Regions from separate parts of the Homo sapiens genome. Here region 2 is linked to region 1. Evidence: chromatin contacts called from ENCODE Hi-C or POLR2A ChIA-PET data. All regions are on one chromosome and are shown on one strand. The core of a region is the stretch at or near the end of the contact, and the rest is flanking DNA. Distances in the headings are between cores, read along the strand shown. Region 1 holds the start of CLDN10 (claudin 10). Region 2 overlaps DZIP1 (DAZ interacting zinc finger protein 1).

Region 1 (6,706 bases), core at 1,631-4,130:
AATTTCAAAGTCCTGTGTGAGAAAAGGCATCATAAATTTAAAAGATGAACAATGGTGTGAGATTGCAACCTACATAACAAATCAAGGACTGACAAATCATCGAAACCACAAAGAAACAACAGAACCATGGGCCTAAGATATGGATGCCAATTCACAAAAGAGAAAAAAAAACGGTCAGTGAGTTTTGACCATTTTTATAACCAGTGATTTTGACCACGGCAATAAGGGAAATGCCAACTAAAATGATAAGATGGCTGGGCGCGGTGGCGCACACCTGTAATCCCGGCACTTTGGGAGGCCGAGGAGGGTGGATGACCTGAGTTCAGGAGTTCGCGATCAGCCTAACATGGTGAAACCCTGTCTCTACTAAATGCAAAAAAAATTAGCCGGGCATGGTGGCACATGCCTGTAATCCCAGCTACTTGGGAGGCTGAGACAGGAGAATCACTTGTACCTGGGAGGCGGAGGTTGCAGTCGGCTGAGATTGTGCCACTGCACTCCAGCCTAGGCAACAAGAGCAAAACTCCGTCTCAAAAAAAAAAAAAAAAAAAACTGGATTAACACAGAGTGGTGAGAATGTGGAGAAGCAGGTATTCTCATACACTGTCAGTGGAAAGTAATTTGACAGTATGAACTGAATATTAAAATGCACGTGTATTCTACTGCTCTTACGATACCATTTCTCAGTGGAATGGAGTCTACAGAAATACACACACATACAAAGAGGTGAATATAAGATTTTCAGTAAAGCACCACCAACAAAGAAAAGCTGGAAAAGGTCCAATGTCCACAATGGATCTATGGTTAACTAAGCCATTTTATGCAGTCTAATGAATATACCATGCAGCAGTTACACAGAGTCAAGTCACTTCTATTAAGTACTGACTTGGAAAAATACATTGATTTTAAAGTGTTGTACAACAGTAGGTAGTGTCATGCCATTTATGTTTTTAAAAGTCATTTTTTAGTCACATGAGCACACAGGAAGGCCATTTTGCAAGCTGGATGGCATAAAAATGTCACTCCTCTCTGTTCTCCTCCCAGCTAACCAGGACAACTATTCCTACTTCCTCTTCACTCCCGGCCCGATCTGCCCCCAAACAGGTATGGTACCACCTCCACTCTCACTGCAGACATGTAGGAGAAAACTTTATTATTCTGCACTTAATAATATTCATAGAGCATTCATTTCCTTCTCTCCCTTGTCCCCCAACTGTCCTACAGAAGGAAGCGTACCTATCTGGCACACTATCTCAGAGAACAATAGAGTTACAACAGAAGAGTGTTCAGAGGACAGTAACACATTGCTGACTATAAATCACAGGAACAAGAGAATGCCTGTTCATCTACCTGGATGCGTGCTCTACAAACCACAGGAAATTCAACGGTAATGCTGGGGAATAAACACTGTTCCGGCTGCTTATTTTACCGAACAGGACACGGACCCGGGCGCCACCCTTCTAAAACTAGATGCGTATTCCTTATACGGAGGTTCCATCAAATACCACGTTGAGCAACAGTTTGCTCTTCGTGGCAAACCCCATCTTAGAGGAATCAACTATTTTCTTTCATTTACCCAGCTATGTAAACAAAACCTGCAAGTGCGGTAATAAAAGAAAAAAACACCTCAAATCTAGAAATATGTAATGTAAATAACTCCTCTTAAGTTTCTGCCAGGATTCGTTTGCTGTAAAATCCTGGAAGCAACGGGCCTAGAACTTGAGCAATCAATGGGACCGGGCTGACATCGGCTGTTGTCTTGAAACTCAACAGAGCCAGAGTTCTGTGTGAATATCCACCAGCTGCTACCAGCATAAGGCCTGACTAACCAGAGCAACGCAGGTGAACCTCCACAAAGGAACAACCCAGGACAGCAGCAGGCACCGGGGACTCGGATGCAGAACTGGTCAGCTCCCGGCGCCACGCTCTCACGGCCCAAGATTCCCTACCCTCTGCGGACTCATCGCGGCACCGCAAGGGCTATTATTTTCCTAAAACTCGGAGGAAGTGTTTGTAGTGTTGCCTAGGCAGACAAGTTTGTAGAAGCTCTTTAAAGGGAAACAATAACAACAACAAATTCTGCAATATGTTTTCCCGCTTCCAACCTCTCAACCCCCACCCCCGCCTACTTTTAAAAGAACCAACGAAATGGCTCAAGGGAGGTCAGGACAAACGGATTTGGCTTGCAATGACACCATTTTTATCAGAACCCAGCCTTCGGGGAACGTAGGGGAGGGAGGTGGAGGAGACAAGCCCCTGCAGCATGAACTCTGGGTCCCAGCGGTCCCCAAGATATGGGGGGTGGGGGAGGGCAGCCGCTTCCTTGACTCTCAGGACCGCAAAGCTTCCCCATCCCCCGACGCCTGGGAGTCACCAACCCGGGCCTGTCTGCGTGTCCCCCCTCCCGGGGTCCCAGGCTCGAACAGGCGCCCCGCGAGACAGCCATCAGGAGAGGGCGGGCACCAGGAGCGTCCCTGGCTCCCTAAGGCCCTGTTGGGAGAGACGGGTCGGGCCTCAGAGGAGTCCAGTCTAGGGGTCCCGCTGGGGGTATTGGGGGCGAGAGGGCGCCTAGCGGGCTGGCCATCAAGGAAGGAGGGCTGAGGGCGGGGGCCGCGGGGATGCAGACCGTCCAGCGCCAGCATGGAGGGGAAGTCCTTGCAGTTGGAGACGCCCGTGGAGTCGGTAACGCACGCCTTCCACAGGTTGGCCCAATAGGTGGCGGTTGTGATGACCGTGCCGTCGATGGTAGACACCTTCCAGTAGTCGGTGGGCAGCGTGGAGGACACCAGTACCCAGCCTGAGATGGAGACCATGAAGGCGATGATCTCCGAAGCCGTGCTAGCCATGCCGCCGGCTGCAGCCGCGCTCGCTCTCCGGCTCCCACTCTGCGCCGCGACCCCCGCACTCCCAACCCCGGGGCTCCGCCTCCCGCCTCCGCCTCCGCCCACCGTCCCCGCCCACCACCCCGCCCAGCGGACCCGGCGCCAGGGGGCGCACGCGACCCCTCACACCCATGCCCTGTCCCTTGAGGGGCCTCAGAGGGCTCGCGGTCGCCCCCCGGGTTCTCCATCTGCAGCTGGCCCGCGCCCGCGTGCGGGAGGAAGGCCGGCCTGCGCTCCCCTGAGCCAAAGGGCCGCGGAGAAGGGCTCGCTTGTTGGAGCGGCTCAGGTTCAGACTGGCAACCGGGTGTGGACAACCTGCTGCGCCCCCACCTCACCACCCCCACCCAGCCCTACCCAAGGCAAATAGCTTGGCTTCCTGACTACCTTGTAGAAGCAGAGCAGGAAAAGCCTTTTGCATGCCCTGAAAGGACACGGTTTGGTAACTCAGCCCTCGGTTTGCTGAACTCTAAAGGTTTGCGTGCCACGCTTGTTTGGGTGACTCTGTTTGACTTGTCAAGGAGGGATCATTGCAGATTCTGGGCTGGAAACCGGCCTTGCCCTCAAAACTCTGCAGTTCTTTTTGGCCTGGTGCTATGCGGAAAGTCATGGCAAAACGGTGCGTGGCACAGGCCTAAAGTCAAGATAGCAGCAGATGGGGCATCCTGACGATCTTGATCTTGCTGGTGTACTCATACTAATGCACTACGCAGAGGGCATTTGTTCAACACATTTTCCCTGTAGGTCCCTTCCAGCTTCCAGGTCTAGAGGCTATTCTATGAAAGGATGCTGTTATCCCAGTCAAAACTGCTATCTTGTCTTTTATTTTTTTTTAAACCACCTCCATCTCTCACGCCTAATTGAAATATAAACTCATTCATTCCTTCATCCCTTCATTGCTGTCTCAAGGTAAACATAAAGATCAAGGTGTACTTCTGGCTCCTGAGGCCACAAATCTGGGCATAAATGAGAGAACAAGGACACGGGTTATTATTTGTCCACTTAAAGGTTCTTGCAGTTTTGTTATGAGCTTCCAGGTTTCACTTGTTGCCAAAAGTAAGGAAAGGTCTAAAACCTATCAATCAGTCTGCTGTGATAAATCTCGTGCTAACCCTCTGTGTCACTATCTTTAGGCAGAAACACTCTGGTTCAATGTGAAGAATTTCTTAATTTCCCTTTGTCACTTTTTTTTTTTAACCAAATGGGTGCCCAGTGAAATTAGAGGCGACAAGGTGACTGGAGAAGAGAGGAAGCTGGACATAGAATCATCAAAACTTAGATTGGAAGAATCACTGTAGACCAGCAGGACACGCTCCACACTCAAAACAATGTTCCTGTCTATTTCTAGAGATAATGTTTAGCCCATGCTCCACCCTTCAGGACCAGCAGTTCAGTGCATGGCAACGTATCTATTCTGTTTTTCTTCATGTTGTTTTGACAGCCCTTTAAAAAAGCTTTTCTTCCTATTGAGCCCCAAATCTGTCTCTCTTCAATGTCTACCCGAATGTTGTAATCTGTGCTCTGAGAACACGAAGTAAGTCCTACTCTTGTTGCAGCCGTGCAGCGGCTGGCAGGTAGTGGGCTTCTCTGTGCTTAATGGTCCCATGGCTTTCGTGAATGGGTACAAGGGTGACAATGCAGACATGGTTACCCTACTGTTCTGCTCTGAACCCCAGCTTGTCCTGATGTATCATGTTAGGTTCACTGGTAAACTAAACTTAAAAACTGAGTTTAAGAAGTATCTCCCTGGCTGGGCGCAGTGGCTCACACCTGTAATCCCAGCACTTTGGGAGGCCGAGGCGGGCGGATCATGAAGTCAGGAGATCGAGACTATCCTGGCTAACACGGTGAAATCCCGTCTCTACTAAAAATACAAAAAAAAAAAAAAAAAAAAAAAAAAGTATCTTCCTAACCTCTTCCTTCTCATTCTCCTTGCTATGCAAATCAGTCACCTTTGAGCAATGACTACAAAGCATCCTCTATTCTTTTGTATGGCTTGCCTTTTTAAAGTGTTTTATCATCTGTTTTTTTGCCCTCCAGCATATTTCCACTATTATTTCTATGCCATATTCCTTCCTGAATAATCTGCCTATTTCTGATCCAATTACTATTTGAAAAACACAAAACCCACTAACCATAACATTTCTTACTGATTTTTCTAAAATTACAAATTACACAAATTTAATACTTTATTTCCTGGCCTTGTTCGATAGTCCCTTTGTTTACCGTGGCTCGCCTATGGTAGATACTCACTAAATTGATTATTTCTTTGTTTTTACTAGACAAAACCCTGACTTACTTTTGCCACAAAACAAGTGTAGTGCTGTGACCTTTAAGACTCAAGCACTTCCTAATTTATCACCTAGTTGCTATGAAGTCCACTGTTTGGATCCAAAGGCACATTGTTTGTTTTAAAGAAAGAACTTTGAAGAATGGTTTGGTGTTTTAAACCAGTCTGCAAAGTTTATTTAACACATAATGTAGCTCTACCCATTATACTTCAAAAATCCATAAGCCCAGATTACCGTTGCAACATAGCATCCGGAAGAAACAAATTCTGAATTCCTGCTTGGAACACTCTTCTCTCTGCCGCATCGCCACACCAGTGAAGCCAGAATCTCTGGGGGTGGCCTTGGTAGCAGTATTTCCAAAACTTCTAATGTGGACTCAGGCTGAGAACCACAGCTCTGACCAGTTGAGCTCTGTGTATGTGTGTATAAACAGTTAATTTAGCATAACGGATGGTGGTATGCATCACAGGAAGAAAGAATATTAAACTCATTGTTGAATACTTTGAAAAAAGAAATATTCTATTACTGTAGAGATTGCAACACACAATTTCAACTTAAAAGGGATGGGAAACACCACAAACAATCCATAAATTAAAACTTAAATGGCAGCATTATTAGTTCCTTTGGCAGCTAAAACAGACTAGGGTCGTCATGCCTGTGGACTTGGTTAATTTTCCTTTCTCCTTTCTATGAGGTTGGACAACCCTAAACTCTTTTCTTTATCTTCCCTAGGATGTACTACATAGTTACTGTGGAAAGCTGTATGTTGGAGGCCATGAGTTCCTGACCAAAGAATGAAAAATGTTAACTTTCTTTAATACCTAGATAATATTATGTAATGAATCAAACATTTTTATTTTAGAATGTCTTATATCTTATGCTTCTCAAGCTAGTTTTGTCAGGAGAATTCTAAAGATATTATGGAGTAGCATATAATCTAAAAAAAGAATGTCCAGAAAATAAAAATGGACCAAATAGAGATTTTTGAAAAGAAGTAATGGATAAATGTCTTGTTTTGCTTTAAGATTATACAGTTCCCAAATAACCTTTGCAGTTAATCTGCAAGCCGATTTACAGAGTACTTTCGACTGATAAATGCTTCCTTATTTTCTTTAGGATTCAGTTCACTGAAATTTCATAAGAGACTATTCTTAATTTAAATATAAAAGTGAATACATCAAAAAAGGTTGCCTCCTCTAAATTATTCAAAGTAACATCTTAGTTAACAATAGTTTAGTCTTTACAAAAAGCTATAGATCTTTTCCAATATGAAAACTACTAACTGATCTATAAATTTGACCCGAAGACATACAATGCCCTCAAACATATTCTGAGCCTTTCTACTTTTGAGGTCTAAGTCACTGGAATTAGCATTGAAAATTATTTCTTTGGCTTATTATGGTTATTAAAGAGAAATAGAGGATCCCCCCCACCCTGGGGTTGTTCAATAGGAGTGAAAACCAGTTTAGCCAACTAAACAGGAGATTTGCAGAAATTCCTTACTTGAGATTCAGTACACCTACCAAGCAACGCAGG
Region 2 (6,166 bases), core at 2,713-5,212, 63 kb before region 1:
TTTTTTAATGGGTCTCAAAATTCTGTGACAAATTTTTGGTCAAGTTGTTCCCATTAAAAAGTACTGATTTTAAAAACTAATAACTTAAAACTGCCACACACAAAAAAGAAAACCAAAGTGGTCCACAAAACATTCTCCTTTCCTTCTGAAGGTTTTACGATGCATTGGTATCATTAACCAGTCTTTTACTACTAAACTTAAATGGCCAATTGAAACAAGCAGTTCTGAGACCATTCTTCCACCACTGATTAAGAGTAGGTTGGCAGGTATTAGGGATAATATTCATTTAGCCTTCAGAGCTTTCTGGGCAGACTTGGTGACCTTGCCAGCTCCAGCAGCCTTCTTGTCCACTGCTTCAGTTTTCTTGTATGCATTTCTGTAAGTGTAGAACCTCATATATACATAGTTTTACAACATTCGAATTATGTTTTGTAGGTTTGTACACTTTTCACTTTATATATCATAGACCTTTCCTAAGTTTTAAAGTATTCTTCAAAATCATGACTTTTAATGACTTTCATGATGATCTTATTGGATGTATCATAAGTGACTTAATCATTTCTTCATTGTCAAATACATGTTTCTGATTTTTTTGTATCACAGAACTGCAATGTAAGTAATTTTTTAAAAAGGCAAGAACTGTTTACATTAAAATCGCTTTAATGAAAACAAACTTTAATTATGACACTGATTCTCTTTCACCTGAGTACATCAGAAATTTAAGTGTTAAAATGTGTTTACACTAGTGCAAAACATCTAAAGTAGATGTATTTGAGAAGGTCTTAAAATAGGAAAACTTCTGTTTATTTTTTCACTTGAAATTGTGTTTTGTACCTTAGTATTTCTTGTAAATCTTTTCTGAATGGAAAAAATGTTTCCTCTTTTGCACATTTTCTAATATTACCTTTCTTAGTAGAATATTAAACGACAAAAGATCATATAATATGTATGTGTATAATTGCAAGGATGAAGTGTGTTCAGATGATCAAAAAATTTATCAGCTTATATTTCTCCAAAGTGGAACAAATACTGAGGAAGACGGGGAGAGAAAAAGAAACTGGGAACAATACTAGAGCCAAACTAAAGCAAACAAAAAATAAAAATATTTCACAAAACACCTGCAGTTCTTGAGGAACTTCGATGGGAAAGTTAGATATTAATCTACCTTTAAGATTGTATCATTGCTAGAAAAGGAAGTAGGAAGCACTATTTTTCCTCTATTCCATTTAAAATATCATTTCATCATGCAAATACTTTATAGTGATAATACACAGACATACACCCAATACACATATCTATAGATATACACATATACAGTAGTTTATATTGAAAATTGTATCACTGATGTGGCAGTTCAATTTAGGAGATATTTACTGAGCATCTGCTATGTACTACACTTTATAAGGCTAAAAAGAGATGTGGAACAATGCCTGCCCTCAGACCGCTTACAGTACAGAAGGGAGTAGGAGTGAGGCTACAGCTATGGGAATCAGGATGGGATAAATGCAGAGTGCCCTAGGGACTGAACAGAGAGAGTTTCTTGAAGTGGGATTAGGGCTGTGTGTGGATCATGCCCATGTTTACATCTTCAGCCTAAACAACTCTTCTGAGTTCCAGATCAGGTAGCCAGCTCAGTACTCGACATCTCCATGGGCTTCTCAAGTGCGACATGCCTAAGATGAAGTTCTTGGGTTTGTTCCCCAGACTTGGCAAATGGCACCCTCGTTCCTCCAGATGCTCATCTTGATTCCACCTTTCTCTCTCAATCCCCGAGTCCAGGCTGTCTGCAGGGCCCACTCTATGGAACCAGTTCTTCTGTACTTTCCTGTTGCCCTGCATTAACTAAGCCTCCATTTCTGAATGGGCCCCAGGGTGGGTCTCCTCAATTCCAGCCTTCCCCTTCCTTAGTCTGCTCTCCACAGAGCCAGCAAAATAACCTGGCTGCTGGCCGCCATTCTAGCCTCAGCCTGACCCCCCCGCCCCACCCCCTGCCTTTCGGAACCTCCTCTTTCCAGCTATGATGACTTTCTGCTAATTTCTAGAACATTCTGGCCTTTTCCTCTTTTATACCTGGTTTTCATTGTTGGCAAGCCCTTCGACTTGCTCTTCACATGGCTACCTCCTTCCCCTCAGTATGAGTTTTCTATTCTGTGTAGCAAATGACCACAAATTGAGTGGGTGAAGATGGCATGTATTTCTCTTCTCAATGTCCGTGGGATAGGAGTCCAGGCAGGGCTTGGCTGGGCTCAGGGACTCACAGGCTGCATTGAGAGTGTCATCTGGGCTGTGTTCCTGTCTGAGGTTCCTTGTGGTTATTTGAAGGGCTGAGACTATCAGGTTCCAGAGGCTACTCCTTCTCCATAGCAGTGCACAGCATGGCTGTTGACTTCAAGGCCAGCTAGAGTGTGTCTCTCTTGCTTTCATTCTCCCGCTTCAGGAAGGGCCTGGGACTTCTTATTTCTTTTTTTTTTGGGGTGAGACAGAGTCTCACTCTGTTGCACGGGCTGGAGTGCAGTGATGCCATCTTGGCTCACTGCAACCTCCGCTTCCTGGGTTCAAGCGATTCTCCTGCCTTAGCCTCCCGAGTAGCTGGGATTACGTGCCACCATGCTGAGCTAATTTTTGTATTCTTAGTAGAGATGGGGTTTCACTGTGTTGGCCTGGCTGGTCTTGAACTCCTGACCTCAGGTGATCTACCCGCCTCGGCCTCCCAAAGTGCAAGGATTACAGGCGTGAGCCACCATGCCTGGCCTGGAACTTCTTTCAGGGGGCTCACCTGAATAAGACAGGCCCACACAGGATAATCTTCCTTTTCATAACCTCAAAGTCCACAGATTTGGGACTGCTATTGCGTCTCCAGAGTCCCTTCACCTTTGCCGTATTCTGTGGTTGAGAAGCACAATGGAGGTTCTCCTCAGACCAAGGGACAGCATCACACAGGGGGTGTACACCAGGGGTACAACCTTGAGGGCCCCCTGAGAACCCTGCCTACCCCATTGCCTCTGGCCTCTGGGTCCTGGTCACCTGATGTCACTCTATCCAAGTAGGTAGTCCCTTTTCTTTATTATTCCCATAATATCTCAAACAGAGTTCTGAGCACTATTTTAAATAGTTTACTTGCTTATTTGTTTCCTTGTTTATTGTCTATCTCTCCAATCACGTCATTGGCCCTCTGAGTGAAGGGCTCTGTCTATTTAGCTCTCCATTGTCTGCCCAGCATCCACTCATGTGTCTGAAATGTGGTTGGCACTCACTACACACTTGCAGAATGAATGTGGAAGGTAGCTAGCTAGGGCATCATTCAGCCTTGTTTTCATAGATGGAGAAAGGCTGATTGTAGGGTTCAGAAGAGCAGGGTTACCAGAGTTGTCTGGAGGTCTAAGCACCATCTGCTGTAGGGAGGACACTAGTCCACGTTTCCACCCTGCACCCAGGGAGCTTCCCCCGTGGCAATGACTATGTAGTTAGGACGATGGCGTTCACCTCCCAGCATATTTTATCTATGGCAGCTAAGATGCAGGATCCCAGGAGCAGTGGATGGTAGTTTCTCTGCACCACAGGTGGCTCCACTGTGCAAGGAGTGTTCTCCTTTGTCCCCCTACATTACACTGAAGCAAAAGTGGCCTGTTCTTACAGTTCATGTCCTGGTGTCCTGGAGCTGACTCATATCGGCTCTCAGCTGTGCACATTTCTCCTCATCAGGGTGTTTTTTTTGAAAGCTGATTTAACCAGCACAACTTTGGTTTCATGGGAACATTTAGAAATAAATGGATATTTGTAGTTGCCATATACTTAAGCCTTCTAAGAGTTCTGTGAAGTAGATGCTGTCACTCATTTTACAGGTGAGGACACAGGGGCTTAGACAGATGCTGTGTTGCCCACGGTCACTGGTATTTGAATGCAGGCCCTGTGTACTCCAGGGCATACTACACTGCTGGCCTGTCTAGCTCCAGGCACTCACCTGTGAAGCTCCCAGCCGGGAAGGAAAACAGGCAGTGACAGCTTCAAGTGGTTGCTTTTCTGTAAGGACGCAGGATCTTTTCTTTGGATGCTCTGACATGGTAATCCCTAACCAGGGATGCACCTCAGAATTACCTGAGACTCTTTTCCAAAGTACAGGTGGCCAGCTCCACTCCCTGAGATCTTGATTTAGTAGATAAGTCTGGAACACATGGATTTTGGAGATAAACAAACCAAAAGCCACCCAGGCTATCCTGTTTTGGATCTATGGTTTGAACCACTGCTCTTAGATCATTAAAATCCCTACTCTTATTCTTCAAGCCATCTTTCTAGCATTGGTATTTAGGGACAGAATTCAGGTTTCTTTATTAATCGGGGGTGGGAAGGCATTTTTAAAATCCTGGCTCCTTTAAAGCTGTCTGTGTTTCAGACAGTTGTGGGAATTTCAGTGGCCTCTGGCTGGAATAGAAAGCGAGTTACAGTTTTTATACTTTGTCATTGCGAGTTGTGATAGAGAGAAAGACGGACAGTTGTCATGGAGGAAGAAGGTGAGGCCTTTCCTGGTTCTGAGTGGGGCGCATGCCTCACATACTAGGTATGTGGGGGCGGATTTGTGCCACCACTAGGCTGCACTCCTTCCTCGTCTGTTGGTTTGACTTGTTTAGAAGCTGCTTACCTCTCCCTTCTTTGCTCTTAAACCCTAACAGAGGGGTGAATTCAATCAGGTTTAGTAATCTCTGCCTGAGACCTAACTATTAATTATTCCACATGATTGGTGCCTGCTGTTCCCACAATGCACATATTGTATTTCTCTGTTTAGGGAAAGTTGCATTTGCCAACTTTCTATTGATTTACTTAGATTCTTGGCAATTTTTTTTGTTTTAAATAACATTGGTAGGAGTTCACAGGCAGTCACAGATAAGCGATGGCATGCCCTTTTTACCCAACAGAAGACTCTTGAGAGCTTGGGAGGTTGTCAGATGGTCACATAATGAAGGAAGGGAGGATGGGGTGATGTGGGCCAGTAGGGAAAAATGCATAGTGCTTGAAATGGGATCACAGAAAATGGGCTCATGAGCTGCAAACTTCAAAATAATTTCTGGCTATGTTTGCCTAGACCCTCTCCATTCCTTTCTCCATGTACTCTTTTCCGTGCCTTTCTGATTCATTCTTAACTCTTCTATTAAGAATGATGTTATCCCTTAGATATTCCCACATCTCCTTTCTTCCTGGGGCCTGGAGCAACTCCCCATGTAGTTGATCAAGGCCGAGATCCTAAACCTCCATCCAGCAGCCTGGACATTTATACTGGCTTTTCCTTCTATTTTCCAGCTCAGCATTTCCCAGACTGCTTTGGAGGCCACTTTTCCAGGGGCCTGTAAAGATGTAGTGAAAGCTCTTGACAATGCCCTCCTTGGGGGAGGTTCTTAGTATCCACTAGGAAAGGAAAGATTCTTTTTAGGTTTCACTCGGAAAATCTTTCTAGATTGGTTCCACCCAGTGTTTGTCCAGCCTCATAGGAGCACAGAGCATTTCAGAGGCAAGGCTGTGCAGGATGCTAAGACACTGCTTTTTTTTTTTTTTTTTTTTTTGAGACAGGGTCTTACTCTGTCACCGGGGCTACAGTGCAGTGGCTTGAGCATAGCTCACTGCAGCTCCAACCTCCTGGGGTCAAGCAACCCTCCCACCTCAGCCTCCCGAGGAACTAGGACTACAGGCTAACCCCACCACACCTAGCTTAATTTTTAAAACTTTTTGTAGAGACAGGGTCTTACTGCATTGCCCACGCTGAACTCCAACTCCTGGACTCCAGTGATCCTCCCTCCTCGGCCTCCCGAAAGAGCACTGACTTTGAAACTTGCATGTGAAAGTTTAAGTCTGGGCTCTGCCCACCTTCGGCTGTCTCAATTAGAGCCAGTGACTTTACCTTTCTAGACTTGAGTTTTCCTATCTGTACGATGGGGCCAAAACATGTGTCCATAACATTGTGGTGTGGATTCAACAAAATGAAGTGCATCTAGTACACAATGAGTGTTAATTTTCTAAAAGCAAGCAAATGAGGAAATGCTGGTCTAGGTGCCCTTATATACTCATCTCAGGCACGGACACTTCCTGCTCCTTTATTTGATCAGGATACCCTGTCACCACTTCCAGGACATAGACTTGGAATGTTCTTCACCCCAATTATGAAGCCTTTTTTTTTTTT

What was found. Hi-C counts contacts between places; a loop is a spot of excess contacts on that map. ChIA-PET counts read pairs that join two places held with the same protein, here RNA polymerase II (POLR2A).
Region 2: a map of Calu3 shows a loop between it and region 1 (5-fold over the local background). The contact joins the enhancer-like site here to the promoter of CLDN10 in region 1. A Hi-C loop is called at or near these places in 1 of 168 maps with a recorded cell type or tissue (Calu3) and 2 of 37 single-sample maps with no recorded cell type. POLR2A ChIA-PET finds 5 or more read pairs at or near these places in 2 of 52 experiments (MCF 10A and RWPE1).

The regions. Positions count from the first base shown.
Region 1 is chr13:95,548,894-95,555,599 of GRCh38, reverse strand. CLDN10 (claudin 10) reads right to left here and starts at 2,880. Exons shown (of 5, transcript NM_006984.5): 1 at 2,627-2,880. The coding sequence starts at 2,846.
Region 2 is chr13:95,613,512-95,619,677 of GRCh38, reverse strand. All of the region lies in intron 10 of DZIP1 (DAZ interacting zinc finger protein 1), which reads left to right. Among named protein-coding and RNA genes, the nearest start is that of DZIP1, 28 kb to the left of the region's middle. Within about 2 kb of position 3,962, at least 2 of the 41 ENCODE cell types and tissues checked have a DNase peak (open chromatin) inside an H3K27ac peak, as active enhancers do.